2 separate regions of the Mus musculus genome follow, and region 2 is linked to region 1. A link is a loop called in an ENCODE intact Hi-C map of the cell type or tissue named here. Cell type or tissue: left cerebral cortex. All regions are shown on one strand. Links, peaks and the distances in the headings refer to the core of each region. The heading gives the core; the rest is flanking DNA. Region 1 holds the start of Cadm2 (cell adhesion molecule 2). Region 2 has its middle 350 kb from the start of Cadm2.

Region 1 (7,413 bases), core at 4,914-7,413:
GGAACATAGGCTTATTATTTTAAGGCTCATATTTAAGTTTCATAATTTTGATATTACTTTAAAGATATATTTCTTCAATTATCCCCTGAACATTTAGTAAGTTTTAGGTTTATCGTTCAAAAAGTTTTATTCTGTTTTCACTTTTTCTCCTTTGATGATGCCTAGTGTTTCAAATTACCTGAAAAATAGACTTGTAGACAGGTTACCTAGGAATTGTAAAGACTCAAGTAAACTAATCGTTATTTTCACATTTTTCTAAGTTATATGTGCTCATAGTGCTGCTCCTTTAACTACATAAAACAGAAGGAAAATATAGAGACCTTAGCTTGTTTCACAATTACTGTTCTAGTTGGCTTTTCCCACAGAACTAACCTATAAAATTTTTAATGGGAGTTCTATTAAACACTAATATAAATATAAAGAAAAAATCTTAAAACAAGATAATTAAATTATTCACCCTAAGTTATTCACTACCATTTAAAAGTATAAATACTTTTAAAATGACTGCACAGTGCTCAGCCCAAATGGGGCATCTGGCTACATTCCATCATACAAAGATTGAGTTCATCATGGAGTAGAAGATGGAAAGATTAAAAAAAAAAAAGCCAGAAGCAGTGAATGATAGCAAGGAAAGAGTATTTTCCAGACACAGCAGAGCAGTTACACATAAGACCTCCCAGCTTTTTTGAGAACATGCACAGGGAAGGTAAAATCCAGCACAGAGCATGGTGGACCTAAAGTCCTATCCTTATCTGAGAATCTATCATCAATTAATAGTCACTGTCAGTGGAAGAGTCTATTTCCTTTAGGTGTGTTGTCTCTGATGATGTACACAGGTCCAAGAATAGGGGAATAACACAAATTTTAGAACCATTAAATAAATTGGAAAGCACAAGAGGATGCAAATTTGTTCAGGTAGGAAATGGTGGGCAGACCTAGGAGGAGTTGGAGAAAAAGAGCATTGAAACACGTTGTATGACATTTTCAAATACTTCATGATTTACACCGAGTAAGTCTTGTGTAGATTCACCTACTCCTTAATTATGACTGTTGAGTAATTACAGTTTTGTTTTAGATTTTAGCTTTATGTCCAGTCACCAAGTCCACAGTGTTTTACATTTACAGCTTGGATGAAGAGAAAAGAGCCAACAAAGGCTAACAGTGGTTTAGAAAATATAATCTCCAGTTCAAAAAGACTCCGCATCAACCTACGAAAAGGCACCTGGAATATCTTTACTCACTGGGAAGGGGAAAGGGAGGTTCACCTGCAAACGCCTCTCTTGTGAGAACATCAAGGATGAACCATCTTGGTAAATGGAAGGCATTCATGATGGTCCGTTCCTTGTTGCAATTTACTGTATCGTATTCCCGTGTATGTGCATAGTTAGGTGCAAGATTACATGGATGTGACTGACTGATGGTTGCCAGAGATCAGAGACGTGGCTCTATCTGGAGCTGGGGTTCAACTAGCAAGCCATATAACATGGATGCTGGAAATCAAACTCCAAGCTTCTGCAAGAGCTGTGTGCAATCCTAATCTCTGAGTCATCTCCCCAGATGCCATTAAGATGGTCAAATAAGAGGAGTTCCAGTGAAGAAAACTTCACTTTCAAACTATGTATCCATTATCAAACTGCTTTAGGTCAATGAGGAGAAATTATTTTAATTTTACTAGATTTTTTAAAAACACAAATAATAAAGACTGTTCCAATTTAATTAAATTCAAGGGTTCAGAGAGTCATCTTCAGGATGTTTTCGATTATCTCTGGTCATTTGCAAAACTTCTGTTTTACATAGTGTATGCGTTTAAATTCCAGGTTCATATACTAGTATATAAATTAGGGTGAAGTTGTCTTTTGTTGTTATTTTTTGTTGTTTTTTCTTTTCTGGTTTGGGAAAAGTCTAGGGAAATTTATTGTCCATATTGATGAGCTGACAGGAGCCTAGCATGGCTGCCCTCTGAGAGGCCCAACAAGCAGCTGAAAGAGTCATATGCAGATATTTGAACCCAACCAATGGACAGAAGCCAGACTCCTGTGGTTGAATTGGGAAAAAGCTGGAAGAAGCTGAGGATGAGGACAACCCCATGGAAGGGCCAGCAGTCTCAACTGACCTGGAACTCTGAGTTCTCTCAGACACTCACCCACCAACCAAGCAGCATACACCAGCTGATATGAGCCCCCCAACATATATACAGCAGAGGACTGCTAGGACTGGACTCAGTGGAAGAAGATGCACCTAGCCCTTGAGAGACTTGAGGCCCCAGGGAGTGGGGAGGTCTGGTGGGGTGTGGTAGGGTGAAGACAACCTCTTGTGAGTGGCCAAGAGGTGAACCAAGAGGGGGATGAATACTGGACTGTGAAAAGGATTAAAGAATAAAATAAAAATGTATGTATGGATGCATACCTTGAAGCAGAGCTAGACTGTATGTTGACAAAGAACACAAAGGGTGTTTTTTCTCTATATATTGTGATTGCATAAGTTAGGATGAAAGACTACAGAAAATAGTGATTATGTTGTAACTTAGTATTTATCAAAAGTTATATATATATCAAAAGTAGAAATGGCCCATCATTAAGGTTATCAGTAGCCGAAACTGATATTTTTCCTTCTCCTTTATACATCATGTTTAATAAAATTTCAAAACTTGAGTGACAAGCCACTTGGAATGGCTTGGAATAAAGATGCAGTTTTGAAGAAGAAGACAGAATGGTTTTAAAAGACTAACAAAAGTTATACAAATATATATTTACAGGAAATTAATATTGCTATCACCTCTCATATGTCTCCTGTGTACTGTATATTAATACTATGCAATATACTATGTATACTATGATCTATCTTATATATATATAATATACATATATAATATACATATATACACTATAGCCATAAATTCTTTAGTACTTTGCAACATTGGTAACTAACATCATATATGACATGCCAGAGAGGAAGGAGAACAACAGACAATGCTCCCAGTACTCAATGAAATAATTTTCTTCCACAATGGTCTTCATTTTCATCAGGCCATGAAATTTCTTTTTCTAGGTCAATTTACTATAACTCAATTTGCTATGAGAGTCAATTTAGCATGGATTTTTTAGCTTTTGAGTCCTGGGAATCTATAATTGTTGTATATTTAAAATGCTTAAATATTTCACATACATTCAACATTTAAAAAGTAAAACATAAAACTTTTACCTATATCAACTCTCAGGAAATTTCTCCATCAACAAAAGTTAAGCTACATAATATTTTTTTCTGGTTTGTTTGTAATAACTTTTACAATTAAATTTGTAAGCAATTTACTTTGTTCCCAGAAGGAAAAACTAAACATTACAATCATGATAATTCCTAATTCTTTCTCTGGAAATATTTATAAACTACAGGCAAGTGTAGCTCCTGTTGTCATTACTATGTAAAGAGAGTTATAATGTCCATGGTACAACTGAAAAAAGAGAGACTGAATATCATCCTGAGACAATACAAAAGAACAGGGTCATTAACCCATCACAGGGGAGTATTAAGAATTTTTCATAAACAATCCAGGGAAAAACTAAATGATCCATTTTGCAATTGTTGCTTTCTGTTTATTAATTGTTCTAAAAATATTGCATTAAGGTCTGAAGTAGTTTTGTCATGAAAGAATATATAAAGCTTCACTCTGAAAAGGAATTTTCCTAAGTAGTTTCACATTTAAGATATTTCCAACTAGGAACACATGGATAAGATGTCAATTTTGGCAGTTTGTAAAATTTAATCATTTGTCTGATGAACCAGCTAATTTGTACATTTGCTGTCACAGTGATGTTATATCAGATAATAATAGCTATACATGCAAAATGAATATATATATATATATTTGAGGATATTTAATTGTATTCTAGAGTTGTAGTGCATTTCAGGGAAAAATTATTCATGCTATCACAAATCTATAACATGTAAGAGGACTTTCTAAAGAACACTGAATATTTGATAGATTTTAAGTTTTAAAACATTTTATGTATATGATGGTTTGACTTGTATGTTTGTTTGTATAATGTGTCTTCACCCATAGAAGCCAGAATAGTGTAACAGATCACTTGAAATTGATGTTACAAGCAGTTTTGAGCTCTTGTGTATCATGTCAGTACTGAAAATGGAACTTAGTTCTCCAGAAAAGCAATAAGTACTCTTAACTGCTGAGCCATCTCTGCTACCCATGTTTGATACGTTTAAAAAATTGATTGGATTAAATTAATGACATCTAAGAGTGCACTACTTTGAAAATGGAGCAGATCTGGTTTGGGACATAAAAATGAAATTACCAAATTCCCAGGGTTTATGATTTGGATGTTTCTCACCTTAAATCTTGAAACACTTCCTGCCCCCTGTATCCAAGATGTTGGTGTTCATGTGAGTTTCAACTCATGAATAAAACTTTTAATATTTTCTTAAAACGAATTAATTTGGGTAGTTTGCTTCTGTACTTTACAGGTGACGTTTTCGGTTTATTTTCAGAAACTTATCTTTGAAGTTCCTTAAAATAATAGTATATCTTAAGTCCCTGGAGGCCTAGTGTCTTCCACTTGATGAGAATGTTGAAATTCCCCATGGAGTATCTGGCAAAATAATGCTAATGTTCAATGCTTTCAAAACTGAGTTTCCAGGAAGATTCCAGTCCAGTGAGTGCTGCTTAACATGGGAGATTCTGCAGTTCTTAGTTCCTAGGACCACAGTTCTTGCCTGTGTGTTTTCCAACAAGAATCAAATGTAATCTGTTTCACATTGTCAGTCACCAGTGCTGAAATATTCCTGCCAACTGGAACAACTGGGATGTTGTCCTAAATATGACAAGTTGTGTGTGTGTGTTCTTTCTTATTTTATTTTATTTTTTACCTTTCTGCTCATTGCAACTTTAGAAATGATCAAAGTCTACTTTGGATGATTCAAGGGGAGAGGTCTCGGGGTAATACAGCCATAAAACGGGTACAAACTAGAACCCAGTAACCTTGACATATCAAACCGTCCTTTTTTGACATTCCCATTTGTTACAGTCTTCCTGACACAGAGCTGAAGCAAGGGTTATGGTATTAGGGCATCACCTTTTGATGCTCCCTGCAGCTTAAGTGATAGCAGTATGCAAGGGCTTTCTGTCTTCCCTAATGTCTAAAACTCATGGTGGGCAACTACCTTCAGCAGTAATAAAATTATTCCCCCGTCCTCCTCCTTTCAGACCCTACTTGCAATTTTATTACTGAAATGACACACCTTAATTTTGAGAACCTATGGAGAAAGTTGAGTAGAGATATGAATGGGTCATTACCTAAAAGGCTTTAAGGGTTGCTCATAAAAAGTTGCCGCAAAGGAAGCAGCAGTCTTGAGAAAGGGCAAAGGGCATCCCTATAGGTCTCTCCTCTCATCTTTGCCTCAGTCCTTTTTGGTTGCAAGCTTCTATTGTGTGTTATCTAACAAAGCCGACCTATTTACGTTGTGACTGATTCAACACACCAGAACTCTTCCATCATCTGCTAATTTGGTCCAATTAAAAACTGGTCATAGGGAGAAAAAACTACGAATTAATCTCGGTTAGAAAAACTTGTGAATAATTTGTCTTGCTCATTTAAAGCTGGACTTCTAAAGCTCGTGGTTTGTATTAAGTGATTCTTCCTGACCACTTTATGTCACACCCTCGAATGAAACACATTTCCTCTTCTTTCTTCTTAGGAGTATTGTTGGCATTTTAAAAGAAATTTTATAAGATTCCCTGTTATTTTTAATTAGGAAAAATCCTCTTCACAGCTACACTATTCTTCGCAAAGCAGACAAACTATCGGGCCCCAGTTACATGTTTGCTCTTTACATGGTAAGAGAACTATTACTATCATCTTTTTCAGTTGAGAAGGCTTCAGAAATACCACCACAAAAGCATTATGAAACCAAAGAGACAGCTATGGGATTTGAACCGGATCTCAGTCCCTATACAGTCACTCCCAGAGCTATGTGGAGAAGTGGACGTGGTATACGTAAACTTTTTGAAGAAAAAACAACAACAACAACAACAAAGTGATTTTTTTCCTTTACTTCTAAATCTCTGCTTCCCCAAGTTCTTGCAGGCAGGTAGGTGTTCAGCGCCCTATACTTAGCCTCTCCCACGCCCTCTGTAATCTCTCCCTTTTGCGGCTGGGAGCATTGAAGATTGCTACTGCAGCTGGTGAGTGGGCAGGTGAAGCCACCATCTGCTCTAGGAGTCCAAATGCTCAGAAGAACTTCGCACCCAGGACCGTGCCCAGGCACATCGGATTCCAGAACCTAGGGGTGTGGGATGGGATGGTGCTGGGGGTGTGTGGTGGTGGTGGGGGGGGGGGGGGAAGATCCAGCTAACCCCGCCCCCTCGCGGTGGCGATTGGCTGAATTCTTCTCCAGGGCTCAGCACCTGTTCATGAACAGGGCTGTCTTCCCTGCAAGTTAGCACGTGGCCACCTTTAAGGAGGTGACACCAGTCCTGAGTGCGTGAAAGGGGGCTTCAGAGCTTCCTGCCCGAAGGGTCCTTGAGAAGCCTGTTTGTTTTTCCCGGCGCTTGTCTCCTCCCACCCTTCTCTGTCATTGGCCCGGTGTGGTGGGTGGGTGTGTTCCTATTGGTCAGGGGGTGGAGCCTATCCCTGGCCAGGGTAGGGGCGGGGCCTTCGCGGCGCTGAGCTTGCCCTTGTGTCTGGTGCTCGCTAGAGCTGCTGCTGCCGCCGCTGCCGCCGCCGCCGCCTCCGTCGCCGCCGCCGCCGCCGCCGCCGCCGCCGCCGCCACTGCTGCTGCTGCAGCCGGAGCATCCGGGAGCCGCCGCCGCCGCTGCTGCCACCGCTACCAAGCGCTGCTACCACTGCTGCCCACCTCTTCTCCCAGGACTCTGACACCCGAGCGCGAGCGGCGGTGCTGCCAGCTTGCTGCCCCTGTCCCCCACCCCTCCCTTCCGTGACCTACCCACTCCTTGCAGCCCTCGCCTGCACCTTCCCCGACACCCCGGCATCTCCGCATCACCTGCCTGAGCAACCTCCGGGCGGGCTCTGGGACTTGCCTCGAGCTCCGAAAGGAAGGCAAGGTCCAAACCGGTGCCGGGCAGATCGGTTGTCGGGGCTGCACCACCAGCAGCAGAAGGAGAAGAAACTATTTAGCCCACCGAAACCCCATTCTGCGGGTGCTCTGCCACTGCCGCTTTTGCTGCCGGCAACCAGCTTCCGCGCGGGTTCGAACACAGCAGCGGCGGTACCGTGGGTCCGGCGGGAGCCGGGGGGACGACACCAGCGGAGCCCTTGCACTGTGTGGTTCGCTCAACCAGCATCTCCTTGCCCCCTCGATCCTTCCCCAGACCCTTAAAAGAAGGGACCATGATTTGGAAACGCAGCGCGGTTCTCCGCTTCTACAGTGTCTGCGGGCTCCTGT
Region 2 (8,077 bases), core at 2,623-5,122, 350 kb before region 1:
GGAAAAAAAAAGCATAAGAAAAGCAGATCAAAAGAATCACTTATTATATAACAAAGCAATTCTGAGATCAATTCTTGATAAACTTAAAACATAATGGAGAATTCCTACAGAGGTTAAACTACATTGGATGAGAAACTAACAAGCAGGATGCTGCCAGATTTGAAATTGTAGAGGAATTTTAATCCAGCAACATGGCTTCACTGATCACATCCAAATACTACTTTCTAGGCTAGAATGATATGGCTTGAAGGCTGGCATATATATATATATATATATATATATATATATATATATATATATATGTATATATATATATATATATATATATCCCTCTTGCTGGAATCCTTTAGTATACACCTTTAATCCCAAACAATGATGTCTAATTGAGGGGTAGACAGAGGGATGAATCAGAGATAAATTTGCCCAAATGAGTCAGAGATAGGAAACACCCAACTCTCAGGAGAACAGCTACTTTAGAGCAGAGCAAGGAGAGACCAAAGGGAATGAAGTTCAGTCAGTTTAGTCATTTGGGAGCCAGTGCAGTGAGTGCAGTGTAGTGGAACTGAGTTCCATTGTGAGTTCACACAATTCAATAGAGGCAGCATTGGAAGTTGAAGCCAGAGAATAAGGAGCCAGAAGATTAAAACAAATTGCCAGAGTTAGTTTGAGGTCAAGCAGAGCAACTCAGTGAGAAACTGAGAGAATCCAGATAGAATCAGTCAGCTTGGAAAGGAGATTGAGCCAGAATTGAATTAAACAAGCCAGACACAGATCAGAACGAATAAGGAAAGTGTGAGCTTATTCAGCAGTAAGCCTCTGAGACAACTATATCTTGTGATTAAAAGGTATATTTACATGAAATAATCTGGATAGAGGAAGAAGGTATGGGGGAAAAGAAAAATGATATGGGAATTACAAGGTATTAGGAAGCCAACCTAACATTTACAATGATAAAGAGGAAAAAGAGAAAGATTAGTTATTTCAAATAATAGTACTTGTCCCACATTTGTGATGAAAGATGGCATAGGCAACATGAAGTTAAAGAAGTAAACCCAAATAATTCTATATGTAGACGCATTGCAGATAGTCAAATTTCAAACCCGAAGAAAAAATTGTAAACATCAAGTCAAAGATGAATTTAGGTGTAATATTGTAATATCACTCTATAGAATTGGCAAATTCTTGGCAAAATGGCAGTTTGCATTTCCAGGTAGATGTTGGAGGTAGGTTTGTAATTTTACTTTTTATTTGATGTTAAAGAAGCCATAAAATTGTTGGGGCCATGGCAATGACCCAGAGGCATCAAAGCATATACTGTTCCTGCAGAATACCCAGTGCTATGGCTGTACTTAGGGTTCAGTTCTTAAGCAATGCTATTGTTCTTATTATTCTTACAAAGGAGCAGCAGCGTGATGGGCAGCTCATCACTTCCTGTAACTCCAGCTTCAGTGGATTCTGATGCCTCCACACTCCAGAGGTATCTGTACGCACATTTGCATGCACACCACACACACACACACACACACACACACACACACACACTCTCTCTCTCTCTCTCTCTCTCAAATACACACAAAAATAATTAAAAAAAACAATAAAATTAATTTTAAAATCCTTAAGGGATGAAAATATAGCTCAATGATTAATGTCTGCATACCATGCACTAGGCCTTGGATTTGATCTTGTTTGAGGAACAAAAGGAAGCTATAATTTGTTGTTACAAAGCAATACTTAATGATGTCTGAAACCCTGAATTAAAGACTTCTAAGCATGCCCTTACAACTAATGTAAAAATTTCTATGAAGAAAGTGATCTTTGCTTTTTCAGGCTTATTACGCAACAGCAATGTGTTTCATATATTACATTTATAGAGTTCAACTCTCTGGAATTCTTATTCTTGAGTTATATAATATGTAGGACCTGTCTCTGTACATCAGCTTATTATTCTCCTCTGGATGTAACTCTTTCTTTTAAAATTTTAACTGTGATGAATTTTTAGTTTGTTTAAATTTGAGATTGTAACTTGATTACATTTCTCCCCTTCCTTTTTCCTTCCAAAATCTCCATATTTCCCTCCCCACTCTCCTTCAAACCCATAGGCTCATTCTGTTAATTGGTAATTCATGCACATATGTCCATGAAATATCTCTCTATAAAATATATTCACAAAATTAAATATGTTGACCTGTTAAGTCCATACATTTTTTAGTCCATATATTTTTACTTGTATTTGTCTTCAAGGCTGACCACTTAGCACCACACAATCAATTGCTATGGTCATCTTTGGGAAAGGCTGTCTTGCCCACTCAGTTGCCTATAGATCATCATGTAGGGTTGAGGCTTCCAGGATTTTTCTCCATCCAGCTTGTTGTTTTGATTGTTGTCTGAATATCCTTAAAGAAAATAGGAATGAAAATAACCTTAATGTGATCCTAGACATCTGAAATGTAATTACTCCCACTCTGACAACAGTAGGTGTGTCTTCTTATTTTTATTTGTATATGCTGCTTTCTTTTCAGGACAATAACAATACCAGCTAAGTTCTGATGAATAGATAGGAATGATTTCTGTTATTAGAATTGTCCCAGGTGTTAAGATGTCAAGTCCTGAATCTGATGCTAGAATCAAGTGAGCCCCTCATTATCCTCTGCATAACAGGGCCTTTACTAGTTAACTGAACCCTCCTGTTGAAACAAGCTGTTACTGTGTATCCATGGCTAACCTATCATGTGCTATTTAGAGGTAAGTAACATTTAAATCAGAGCCGTCCTCTAGCCTCAGCCTCTCAAATGTTGTGATTAAAATCTCATGTGCCACAACACTCAGCTTGACTTGCCCCTTTTAAATATCTTTTAATTTACCAGTGTATTTGTCAATGCCTCTCAACTCTTGGCTCAGTTCTTACCAACACAGCCTCTGCCTTATGTAGCTCTTATCTTATCCTGAATAAGTTTTCATGATATTAACATTCTCTGACTCATCAGGCAGAACAGATTGATACTAGCCTTGTTTTTTATAAATATTGCTCCTTAGAGGCTATTTTTGAGTGCTTTCCACTCTCATTATGGCTTAATTAGGATCCTGTTTCAAAATAGACCAACTGGAAGCACAACATCTTACCTGCATGATTAATACTGCAGCATAAAATATCCTATTGCATCATTTACCCACCAAGTTTAATCATCTTAGATCTTGAATACACCCTGAATTAAGTCCACATGTGTCACCTCCCTTTAATTATCCTAATTGGGACTCCTTTTGATCCACTATGTGGGGCAGTCTTTTATGTATGCTTCTTCCCTTGGTGGCTCAATCCTATTAAAAGGTATGAAATTCATCTCTTCTTTTGCACCCTAAGATTCCATGAACAGAAAGTCTTTTTTATTTTAATCATTATGGTGGGGGAAAAAAAAGAGGAAATTTTATCCTCACTGAACAGGGGCATTTAAGGCAACATTACTAGTCTCCAAACAGTTTGTTCTCTTTTCTTTTCACCTACCTCCTCCATATGCCTCGACAGGGTAAAGCAGATGCTCATTAATTCTTAAAATTCCTTTAAATATATATAATATAAACTCCCAGATTATTGTGATTAAGCCAAACGGTAGTTATGCAATTTAAAATCTGCACAGAATTCATCAACTGATCACCCTTAATGTTTGCAACATAGGCAGTCAAGATCGCATAATTTTTTTTTCCCTCCAAAGACAGAAAAGGAAACTCCTTCTCAAGTTGATTGGCTGTCACGATCGGGGAAAACAAATGGTATTGTTGTACAACGTCAATAGCCTGCGTTCTATTCCTTGTTTTGCTTTTAACAGACTGTGAAAAGACCAACAGCTGTTACAGAGCTAAGTAGAACAGAAAGGATTTACAGTAGGTGGTGCCACCTGTGATTTCCCGAGTTCCAACCTTTAAAATCTGTTGCTTTATTCTGGAGTTGGTTGGGAGAAAATGGCATGATTCTGTGTCAGGGGAAGAGCCGTCAACTATAGCTTGAGTCTCATGTGGAGGCTGCCCTTATCCTCACAGGTCACAATCATATATGTTGAGTCTCTTTTCTTGACTTTTCTGTATCCATGTGAATCATCTAAGAACAGGCCATAAGGAAGCGGCCATCTGGAGGTAGCCAACGTAACTGTTGGAATGCAAGAAAAGGCTTATACATTAGAATTTACACATGGAATCAATGGTCTTCTCTGCATGCTTCATTTGGGTTCTTTGCCTTAAGATGAAAAGAGTCATATTTCTTAATGAAAACCTTAATGATATTAGTAGATGTGTGATTCAAATTTGCAAAGTCTCCCAAGGAAACATTCATTTTCGGGTAAGACATTGACACAATTGAATGTGACAAATGAAGCTTAGAGAGGGCAAGAATGGTTTGGGAATTTGATTTCTTACGTTATCTAGCATTTATGCAAGAGGTTTTCACTCTTAATGTACAATTCAGAAGTATTTAAGGCATGTAGTAGATTTTTAAAAATCTTTTTCTTAAACTAAACATATCAAACACCTCATATGCGTCAAAGACTCCTTTTTAAACCATGAGATAATCTTTTCTATGTTACAATGCAGTACTGATCAATGTAAGATAAATCTACCTACTGTCTTGATCCAGTAAAGAATTCCACCAAGTGTTGCGGGAAATATGTAGAGCGAGCACCTGTGCCAATGATCTCACTTGTTTGGTCGCTTGGCCACCAACTCACCAGCACTGATAGGCCACATGGCTCCCACTAGGCCACCTCCCTGACACCCCAAGATGCCAATAAAATAATTTCAGAAAAAAAATGATAATGATAAAGCTTTAATCCAATTATTCTAACCTTTTGATAATTGGTCAGTCTCCATTCTGGTTCTCCCTCTCCTCAAACCTCTCTCTCTCTCCTCAACTCCTTGCTCTGCCTCCCTTCTCCCGTTCAGTCACAAGCCTCCCACTGCCCTAATGTGATTGGACAGAGAAAATCCTGCAACACACCACGTGTTAAATTATCATGTTTTCTATTGTTTCTGTATTTTCCATAATCAACACTCAAACTGAGTCAATGTTTGAGCTGTAAAAATTTAATAGAGAAGACAGATTTCAATAGTTTATTAATAATGCTGGTAAATTCTCAAACATTCACTGTGACAGGGGAGAGCGGCCTCTCTGACATGATTTTACATAGCAATGAACGGGCTTTGTGTTCCTTGGTATTAGAACTCATGTGAAAATGCAATCCAGCTCTTCATATTATATTCATGTCTTGATTTTTTGGGTCCAATTTGATTTTTTTCCCTCTGAGTAAACATTTTTTAGAACATTACCACATAAAATGTATTGCTATCCACTTTTTTTTTTACAAACTTTTATTATTGCTAGAACAAAGAAGGAAAAGAAGTTCTGCTATCTCATTCAAGAATAGCTTGAAGATTCTCTTTCAGAATTGACTGAAAAATTCTCCCAAACAATTCACCAGAACCCATTATAATTTTGCTAATGAAAATATTTGAACCAACCTGAAGGTATTAAATTACTATTCACTGATAACAATGTTGATGAATTTCATGTATCTCATAAATTATCAGTTATAATTTTAGATAATAATCCAATATTTGACACTTCTTTATCTTAAACAATTACCAATTGCTTGACATTACTATCTATATATTAAAATTAATAACTAAGATTAATTCTTCATTGATTAATGATTTGTTTAAAAACTTGTTTGACTTTCCAATTCAGGCAGCTAAATTTTCCTGATATACCAACACCAGTACTGATGCACACACTGAAATCCTACTCAATGATTGCCACACTAGATATTGGTTGTGCAGCAATAAATGTGTCCAGATAACTGGAAAATCTCTCTCTTTTATCAGCATTTGTCATGTCTGGGCCACAGTTCCTGATGTTGGTGACACAGTGCTTAGATTCAGAGTGTGAATTTGGGCTTTTTTTTTTTTTTCATGACATGTAACTGACTATCACACTGACAGCCGAGACCAATCACTTGGAATACAAACCATCTCCCCAAAGACTGCACAGTCAGGGTCATTCCACCTAAGCAACCAGTTATCAAGAATTACTCAATGTAAAGAACAGATTTCTCATGAGATTTTCTTTTCTCCACACAATGTCAGGCTTGCTTTGAGTCACCCACAGTTACTTCTGCTGATGGACTGAAAGAACATATGGCACATAGACTGATGTCGAGAACATCTGCCATCTGATAGCTCACCGTTGCAAAATGAGAAGCAAGCTGATACAAGCATTCAGACTCCTGAATGATACTCTGGTGAAAGTCAATGTACCTTAAAGAACAGATAAATAAGTTTGTAACTAAGAATTTTACAGAAACAGTTTCCTAGATTAGCTAATCCCCACACTGAAACTGTTTTGAAAATATAGGCCACAAAGTTTGTTCATCAAGAGTGCTAAATGATATGTCCAGGCAAAAAAGAGGAGTTTCATGTCTACAGCTGAAGAAATTAAAACCGATAAAAATATTCTGCCAAAAGGACATGAGACAGTTGAAATGATCTTGCTAGACCTCTGTCAATTTTCTCTTGTACTCTTCTCTACGTTCCTCTTTTGAGTGAAATAGGCAATATCAAATGTCAATAATCAATGACTGACAACCAATCATATTTCAAGGAGTAAAATGCATCAACTTGTTTAGTCTGCCTAGTCTGAAAAAAAGATAAGGCCATTAATTACTTTGTAAAACGATTTAGCAGTTTTCAGACTTTTTATTTATGATTTTGAATGTACAGCTGGGAAGAACTATGTTGAAGAGCAAAGGGATCACGTAATTTTATTTTGAAATAAGTAGGCCAATGCACTGTGTCTGTCCTTAACCACAAAATCTGCTTGATGGTGGTTTTTCTCTTTATTTAATACACAGAAAATCATTAAGTCAGATATATTTGATAAATCTAAGTTGTTTCTTGGTAACATTGAATATTGTAAAAATTTACATGTAAACAAGTTGATGTCACCTGCTTTTAACAATAACACACAAATCATGCAGGTTTCTCTAAATCTGGGCTGGTGCTCTGATTTGCTATATTGGGAGTTAAGTTTTTTCCAGACTCACCTTCAAGGTTGAAAGTTGCCATTCACTTATAACATCTACAATCTGTAGACATGGCATATTAAGCCACTGCTTGAGGGGCTGTCTCAGTTCTAGAAAATAATCTGATTCAAGGGCAATTTCTTTCCAAGTTAGCCTTCTTACACTAAATGAAGAAGGTAGAATAAAGACTTCATCCATTATGAGCATCCTCTGATGACAGGCTATCTTGATTCTACTATATATTTCAGGTTGTTTAACACATCCTAGTCATATGATGCTGATCATCGCACACTGTTCAGATCTATTTCTTTGTTTCTTTTATTTCTATGTACAACATATGGTCTAGCTCATCACAGCATCTGCTAGAAAGAGCATATCATATAATAATTGTTGTGGCCAATGAAATATGGAACACAACATAATGGTTCTGAGATGAGGCTTTAGAAAGACTTATCGAATTTCGTTCTTTTTTTTTTTTTTTGAGTCTACCAACACAGCACAGATTTGAATTGTTTACTATGGTGTGAGAGTCTGTACAGAAGAAGCAGAATCAGTTGAGCTGGGCCATCTAAAGCAAATTCTTCCTATCTTACTCAATAGTTCGCTTCAGACTCATGAATTTTATCAGTAAGTGAAGTCCAGAAGAAGCTGAACAAAACAGTCAAATAAATAATAGAACCAAGAGCAAAAAGTTGAATAAATAAATGGACAATTTACATATTGTAGGACAAGCTGTTTATATAAGCACCCTTATTCTTTATAAAACATTACACTTAATTTGATTTGATTTAAAATAACTTTGTTGTTTTATAAAAATTGCCTATAACATATTTTGATATGTTATATTCACATATAGATAGATAGATAGATAGGTAGATAGATAGATAGATAGATAGATGGATGGATGGATGGATAGATAGATAGATAGATAGATAGATAGATATGTTTAACCATAGCCGGGCAGTAGTGGAGCACCCTTTTAATCCCAGAACATGGGAGGCAGATGCAGGTGGATT

The links. Peaks named below come from ENCODE experiments on the same cell type or tissue, not always from the same donor. Only the 100,000 strongest peaks of a DNase experiment are listed, where the experiment ranks them.
Region 2: a loop joins it to region 1, with 19 times the contacts of the local background. A loop is called at or near these places in 2 of 42 quality-filtered maps.

The regions. Positions count from the first base shown.
Region 1 is chr16:67,620,177-67,627,589 of GRCm38, reverse strand. Cadm2 (cell adhesion molecule 2) reads left to right here and starts at 6,682. Exons shown (of 10, transcript NM_178721.4): 1 at 6,682-7,413. The coding sequence starts at 7,359. In left cerebral cortex, for the core only: a CTCF peak has its summit at 6,415; DNase peaks (open chromatin) are centred at 6,241, 6,610 and 7,178; H3K4me3 peaks cover 1,520 bases; H3K27ac peaks cover 1,178 bases.
Region 2 is chr16:67,964,449-67,972,525 of GRCm38, reverse strand. No RefSeq gene overlaps it. Among named protein-coding and RNA genes, the nearest start is that of Cadm2, 350 kb to the right of the region's middle. In left cerebral cortex, for the core only: no CTCF peak of the experiment used is centred there; DNase peaks (open chromatin) are centred at 2,930, 3,562 and 3,928.